2 separate regions of the Mus musculus genome follow, and region 2 is linked to region 1. Evidence: chromatin loops called from intact Hi-C (ENCODE). Cell type or tissue: left cerebral cortex. All regions are shown on one strand.

Region 1 (4,000 bases):
AAGAATTGCTAGCAAAGGGTGGGTTTGGTCAGTCCCTATTAAAGTAAAAATTCTCCAAAAGGAGATCATTGTTTAAAATCCTTACATTGAAGGACAACATTGCTTAAGACACAACTTGCAGACAGTTTACGATAAGAAGGCTACAGCAAATCCCTAGACATTGGGAGGTCCCCCTAGAGGCCATAGGCTTTCACTGACTGACCACCACAAAAAGAAAGACATCTCTAAACAAAACCGTCCCCTCAGCAGACAAACCAGAAGACAGCAGAGGGACCCAATGCTTCAGATGCTATGCCTTAAGCTCCTGAGAAAGCCAAGAGAAGACTCAGAGAGCCTTCGCCTGCCCTGGAGATTTTTAATGATTTATCAGGCAGCCCCTGAGTGAGCAGTTCACTGCCTCTGCAAACAGCGTAAAGCAGTTGGAATGTGGACTATAAAGATGCCTGGTGCCGCATCCCCAGCTCCACACCTCTCTCCCCCTCTCTTCCTTTTACCCACTGTCTAGAAATGAACGGAGCCAAGCTGATATCCACAGTGAATGGATGGTCCATGCAGCCCCTGAGAGAAAGCGGAGACAGCCTTTCAGAAATCCCCACCTTTGTAATTGGATCTTCAGCGTCACAACGTGATAGACATCTTGCAGCATGTCGGCCACAGTCGCATCAGGGGCGTCTGTCACATAACTGAGGGGGAGGGGGTTCCACCTCCCTAGCTTGATTATTCCTGCGCAGGGAAGAAAAGCACAGTAAACATGTATCTGCTATTTATTAAACCCTTCCAGTTGTTCAATGTCAAGAAGGTCATTCAATAGTCAACACTGAGCGCCCACTCTGAGCATTTACAACCCAGTGCAATGAGCTATTGCTTTCTGGCTGACAACTGGGTTAGTGAACTACACAAGAGAGATAAGGAATGAAAGGGATGGGATTTAATCATGGACAATTGGTTCTTTTATGTTTTCCTGTGTCTTAAATTACTTAGAAAACCATACTGATATTTCCTTTCCCCAAAGTCTTGTTTCATAGTCTAACTTAAAACTGATGCTAAATATACAGGGCCACTGATTTCCCAGACCACGACCCCCTCAAATAAGCAAGCTTCATATAAATATAAGACTTGATTTTGAATTGGATTGAAAAATTTTTAAAAAAGACTGCTGTGTGGGCTACACAGTCATATTGTGAATAGGGTACGATTCCTAGGGCACAGTACTTGGAGCCCCTGGAGCAGAGTTCCCTAGCTTTCTGGTTGCAGGTGTCACCTAAGGTGCTTTCAGCTGCCTCTCTGTTTATATTCCTGGGTTCTTTTCCTGGTGTCTGTGGTAAGCCTGGATGTGCTAGCTTAGGCTGCAAAGAATAGCAACTTTGGACGGACGTGAGCTCTACTTCAGGAAGATTCATGGGATACTCAGGCAGTTTGTGGTGAAAGCTAACTTATTCATTCCTTCTATGGGCCCCTCTGGTCCAGAGCGCAGGGTATGCAGAAATTTGATGAAGAAAAATAACAGAACTCATTTCACAAATGACACTGGGTAACAAAACTTTTATTACATGCTATGAAAAATCTGATGGTCCCCATGGGATGTCAGAAAATGTCACATATAAAAATGCTATGTTTTAGAAATAAAAGAAAAATAGCATTTTTATTTTTCCTTTTGACAATACAGGTGAGTCTAAGTACACTGTTCTCTCGGAATACATATATTTTTATCACTGATGAGAGAGAACACCTGTATACCCAAAGGTTCACAAAATGACTCCATAGCTGTGGGGCAAAATTCAGAGGGTTGTGCTGAACTCTCTGATGAGGGCATGTCCTGTCCCAAGTGAGATAAATGAACACGTACTGCCTGACATAATGCTTGAAAACAGGGAAGAAACAGAACAAAAATATTAAAATGATGCACTGTTTCAGTATTAAGACTTAACAATCTGCTGCCGAATATGCTACAGTATAAATAGTGCCTGGCCCCGGCTCCAGCTAAGCAGTGCGGCTCCCATTCAGGGTACCGTATGTCTCCAGTTCTGGCTCCTTAAGTCATCGTTCCCCTGCCAAGAAAAGCTGGGTTGGTTTTTCTTTTTTTTTTTTTTTTTTTTTTTTTTTGGTTTTTTTGTGAGGGATAGTTTCCCTAACATTCCCTCTCACGACAATGAAAAGTGCACAGGATGCGGCTCAGCTCAGAGTAGATGCGAAATGAGCATGCAGGACCCCTGGACAACCACCCTGGAGCAGGCTGAGCTGCTTCCTTCCCTCCTTTTATCTTTTCTGACATTTGCCACATGAAAAGGACACTGCAGAATATGTCCAACCTACTACCTTTCTAAGAAAATCATTGTGCAGCTTCCACTTCCTTTAGAAAAGCTATTGTCGTGATCACCCACAAGTTCAACACAGCTGGCTGTATCCTCCTGGCACAGGTTTTCTACCTTCTGATAAGAGACTAGGAGAAGTGGATGGCAGCGGCTGTGCTCTCTGATTGGCACAGAGGAGAACCCAGGAGTCATTTTGGATGCCCTGACCATGAAGGGAATCAGAAGACTAGGAAGCCTGAAAACTTTCAGGGCCAGTCCTCTGGGACATTCTTCCTGCCGTGAGTCTCTGTACTTTACCCCCTTTTATTTTTTAAGGCACATTATACAGTGTGGGCAGACACAACCAAATATAGTTGTGTGGTTTCATTTATATCAAATCCAAGAACAGCAAGATGGGAACCTATGGGAACAGAATTGAGACAAGCAGGCCAGAGAATTCACTGGGAAGGGCTTGCTTGCTCAGACTAGTGGCTGCACTAGTATAAAATTTGTCAAAACTCATCAAACCAACCTCCTAATATAAATATGTTTATCATATATAAATTACACATGTTGAGCATGGTGGCAAATGCCCATAATTTCAGTAAGTTCACAGACATCCTAGGCCATACAGTGAATCTAAGGCCAGCCTAAGCGATATGGTATGGGGGGTGGGGGGTGGGGGCTCAGTCAGGAGAGTGCCCGCCTTGCAGGCCTTACCACTCACAAAGGCTGGGCATGGTGGTGTGTGTCTATAACACTAGTGCCAGGGCACTGTGACAGGCAGAGGCCTCAGCGTGTGGCCCTTCATCTTAGCTGATCAGTGAGCTCCAGACTCAGTGAGAGATGCTGTCTCAGAAAACAAGGTGAGAGCCATGAAGGGAGACACTCAATGTCTAATGTGCACACATGCACACATACACACATGCACTCTTAACACTTGCACCTCTCTCTCTCTCTCTCTCTCTCTCTCTCTCTCTCTCACACACACACACACACACACACACACACACACGTGTTCACCCAATAAGTAAAAAATAAACCATAATTAAAGAGAGAGGTGTGTTGGAAGTATTAGATTGAAGACAGCTATCTCCATTTAGGTAAATTCACCACCTCAATGAGCCAGGAAGAGACTTGTTTAGGCTGTAACTAGACACGCAGGTGCCTCACAGCATTGAATACCTCCACCCAGAGCATCTGCCCCAAGCTGGTCTCTACAGCTTCAAGGAAACAGAGGGTACATGCTATTCTCTCTGGCCAGGGAGAAAGTACCTGCTTTTCCTTCTCTCTACTATCGAGAGGTCACAGTGTACACTCAACTGTCTACCTCCAGGGCAGAATGGCTAGAGGGGCTCTCTTCAATGTGCCGTCCCTTCAAGCAGGGCTGTCTGCCTAGTGCATTAATCCACTTTGGAAACAGTCTCCTTCCCTGATTACTTAGAATAGCAGTCAAATGTTAATTAAAGAAATCAAACTGGGAAGCCTGGTACCACAGTAAGTCTGAATGAGTGTGGGCTTCCAAAAGAACTGCCACAGATCATTCCTGGCTCCCCCATCTTCTGATCATGTGACTCTAGCAAGTTACTTAGTGTCTCTGTTCCTCAATCCGCTCGTCCATGAAATGGAATTAAAAACACAGAATTCGATTCAAGGAAACTGAGTATTTTACACGTAAAGCCCTTTGTACAAAGCTTTGTCCTAAAGAT
Region 2 (4,000 bases), 51 kb after region 1:
TAGTGTAGTGCTTTATAGTGCTGTTTTCCTTGGTTACCATCTGTGAAGTATTTATTATTTATTTGTTTATGGGAGGTTATTCCCAAATATATTTAAGATACATAACGAAGAGTACAAATCAGATGTCTCTCACATTATCTTTTCATCATTCATTTTGTATAGCACTTATTGATTGCACCTACTATGTGTCAGGTATCACCCATCACTCCATAGATACAGGTAAGAACAAGTCTGCTATGGCTTCTGCCCGCACTGTAGCTGGAAGCATTGTAAAACCTTCCTAAGCAAGCATAATGGCATTTTATACAACCCATCCAGGAGAGCCCTTCCCGGCAGGGAATAGCCCCATTTAGACCTTTTAACTCTTACATACTGGTATATAATCTTTGTTAAAGGAAGCAGGCTCGTTGCTACCTCTAGTGATTTAAGCATATGCTCACACACAGCCACGTAGCCAGCAGTGCCATAAGCTGCCTCATCGCTAATACCTGTGTCTACAGAGGTTTCAGTGCTGAAAATCCATGTGCAGTTCCTAATGTCAACACGTACATGTCACACATCTGGGGACCACAGATAAGGCCTTTAAATGAATCTAGCTACTCTATAAACTAGCATTCACCCATGACTAAGTAAGTCTGGGACTGGTCCTATTAATTTCAAAGTAACAGCACAACTAGTTAAATACAAAATACAACATAAAATCTCAGGTGTCTATAACATGTAAGAAACTGATGTTTTATAACTCTCAGTTTGGGAAAAATATTTCTTAAACATTTTAGTTTGTGATTGGAGGGAACAACTGCTGGCTAGCACAACAGCAGTAATTCCTTCTAGTCAAAAGCAACCACCAATCCCCTTACCTGGGTCACCTACCTAAAAAATAAGATGGCTCAGTGGATGAGTGCTTGTTGTAAGAACAAAGACCACAGTTCAGATACCCAGCACAATGCAAAGCCATGCACAGTGACTCATGTGTTCTGTGACTGCAGCAGTGAGGGCCAAGAGACAGGAGGATCCTGGACTACTAGCCAGCCAGCTTAGCCAAAATGACAAGCTCCTGGTTCGATGGGATACTCCGCCTCAAAAAGTAAGGTGGGAAATGACAGAGGAAACACCCGATATCAACTTCAAATCTCTATTAGCATGCACACGAACAAGTGCACGCACACTCAAGCACACACACACACAGTGGATACACACAGGCTCACAGGCATACACACACAGGATCACAGATATGGTAATAGGTTGTATTCCATTGTTGGAAAAATTAATCATTTTACTAGTACTTGATTGATTCAACAATTATGGCTTTATAATGCAATTCTGTTTTTACCAAAAAAAAAAAAAAGGAAAAAAAAAAGAAAAGAAAAAAAAGAAAAACTGATGCAATTACTAATGAAAATGGTGAAATAAGTGAAAAATAGCAAACTGGTATAATTGACGTGAAAATTAAGGCATAGGACTCAAAAGCCTTTGAAAACAGGTCTACCCCAGGGAAGCCTACACAGGGCAAGAAGAAATGTGCACCTCCCAAGGAAGTGACTCCTCCCCAGTCTCACTGCTGTCCTCTGGCAAAGGAAGAATAGAGAAGAGGACAGGGAGGGAATTTACAAAATGCTTCAAAAATAAATGTAACAGTGGCAAGAATAAAGTAGCTTCAATAAAGAAGCAGCAGCAGAGAGCCAAACACAGTTACAAGTTCTAAAGGAGACGAGAGAATAAAGGAAGCCTCGGGCTCCAGCCCCGTATTTGAGCTTACGGCATTATTTTTCTTTTATTGTGGCACAGACCCATTTCCAGATGATCAAGTGGAGAACTTTGGACCTTTTGATCATAAGCCTTGTTAAGCCTTTTACAATTGCTGGAGGTAGGCAGGTAGTTTAATCTGAAGACAGGCACTTGGGCCCCAGCCATTTACTAAAAATCATGACTAGTTCAGGCAAGCAGGACATATGCTGTCCTCTGTCACTGCAGACAGGAAACGGGGCTCTCTCCCCTAGAGAAGCGTGCTTCCCTGCTGTCATCTGTTAGAAGGCTGGAACAGCCATGTTCATTGTCATAGTTCTGAAGAAGGGCATGCATCCTAAAGAGCCATGGCTCCAGCCTCTGTACTGCCACCTCGGCCATGTGAACAGACCGGTGGGAAGATAGTTAGATGTTCTGAAAAGCCCTGGGGTGGCAGGCAGTCGGCCCTGGAGTCAAACAATCCTGCTTCGGTCACTCTGCCTGAGTCACTGACTGTTCATAATGTATGTAGAGTTCTCTAAGACTCAAATTCTCCCAGCTAACATGCAAATGATGTGTGTGTGTGTGTGTGTGTGTGTGTGTGAGTGTGTGTGTGTGTGTGTGGTGTGCATGTGCACGTGCAATACATCTAGGTCAGCCAGCTCTCAGACAATGTTATCTAGCCTTCTTTTTTAAATATGAGTATCAATGCCATTTTACAGATGGAAAAAAGACAATCATTTCTTCAATACTTTTCAGTAAGCAATGTTCAGGACACTAAGAAAGTATTTCTTCAAATAAAAATAACACTAATAGTGACTGAATAAACTATCACCAAATAACCTAATGAAACTAGAAATCACTGTATGGTTTATCATACAAACAAGAATAACCAATAGCATTCAACATGCTCTATAGCAAAAAGCATGGCCTTGAAGTGTCTCCTCTTCAACTGAGACCCGTGTTAAGTATAAAAGACACTCGATTTTAATGACTTACTACCAAAAAAAAAAAAAGCAACAAAAGTAAATGTATTATAAACATTTGTTAGAAAATGAATTGCATGTAGAAATAATATTTGAACAAACTGAATTAAATGCATTGTTAAAATTGTTACTTGGTTTTTTTTAGCTTGTTTTAAGTGTGGCTGTTAGACATCACACATGTGCCTTATATTTTCTGTGAGATAATATGCCCCTACAAGCAATCTGCCAAATTACAAACACACACAATGGCTTTTTGCACACAGAAAAAACTCACTAAAAAATGATACTAAGACATGGAAGTACGTGATCGTCCTGAGCACTTCACCCCACCCCTCATACGTGAGGATCTCTCCTTTGGATTCTAGATCTTAGGTAACTTAAGAACAAAAGCTATTCTGTTTATCTCAGATAGTAAAAGGTGTTTGCCTCTCTTCTACACCTAGCAAACCTTAGGCAGCTACTTGATTGCTAACAGTGGGAGTCCTACGTCTTTTCTAAGCTCTCCCACTTCCTTTTCCTGGTCCTGAGCTACAAGGAATGCTCCCATGGGCAAAAGGAGAGGAACTAGAATATTCTCCAGCTCTCTGAGTGCTTTAACCTCAGCCCGGAGAGATGGAAGATTGGCCTGAAGCACAGGATCATCACAGCTGGAGGTTGCCACCTCAGCTGGGTGGAATCGCCCCACCCACCGAGTCACCTGTACTTTTTCCTCATATTTACCACCTGAGAAGGTCCTCATTGACCTCAGCTAATAAATGAAGCGTCTGAAAGGACCAGAAAATGATGCAGCTGAGGCAGAGCAACAACTCGGCCCATCTAAACCCCACATTCTCCTCTGAGAATATATCCCAGACTCCACCCACAGGGACCCAACAACTTGCCCTATTAGCTAGCAACCCTTTCCACTCGCTGTACCTCCAAGAGGGCGGTGCTACTGAATCAGTGAATTTTTTGAGGACCCCCATTTGTGGGGGCAGTGCGAGGCTTGGAATGACTTCAGAAATGATCTGCTCTTCAGGCACTACAGACAAAATGAGAAAAGACTCTGAAGGGCCAGACTCCACCCTTGTCCTGGCCCCCTTTGTCCTCTTTTGAGTCCACCTTCATTCTTGGAACAGCAACCTGAAGGGCAGTAGCTATTTGAGGTCATAGCAGGCCTGCCTTTGTCCTCCCTGTGGCTCCTAAAACCCACCCATTTCAGGAATGAAGGCAGCCACAGGACCACTCCTCAGTTTATCTCGCACTATCTGTCACCTAAGATTCCAGAAGAACTGAAGATACAAAGGCTG

What was found. Hi-C counts contacts between places; a loop is a spot of excess contacts. Peaks named below come from ENCODE experiments on the same cell type or tissue, not always from the same donor. Only the 100,000 strongest peaks of a DNase experiment are listed, where the experiment ranks them.
Region 2: it touches region 1 in a loop (2.4-fold over the local background); 1 of 42 quality-filtered maps calls a loop at or near these places.

The regions. Positions count from the first base shown.
Region 1 is chr1:56,898,395-56,902,394 of GRCm38, forward strand. It overlaps Satb2 (special AT-rich sequence binding protein 2), which reads right to left. Exons shown (of 11, transcript NM_139146.2): 4 at 597-723. Among named protein-coding and RNA genes, the nearest start is that of Gm51624, 15 kb to the left of the region's middle. In left cerebral cortex, a CTCF peak has its summit at 201 (motif pointing left); DNase peaks (open chromatin) are centred at 458, 1,984, 2,610 and 3,830; H3K27ac peaks cover 3,735 bases.
Region 2 is chr1:56,949,847-56,953,846 of GRCm38, forward strand. All of the region lies in intron 2 of Satb2 (special AT-rich sequence binding protein 2), which reads right to left. Among named protein-coding and RNA genes, the nearest start is that of Satb2, 19 kb to the right of the region's middle. In left cerebral cortex, no CTCF peak of the experiment used is centred here; a DNase peak (open chromatin) is centred at 2,055; H3K4me3 peaks cover 432 bases; H3K27ac peaks cover 3,716 bases.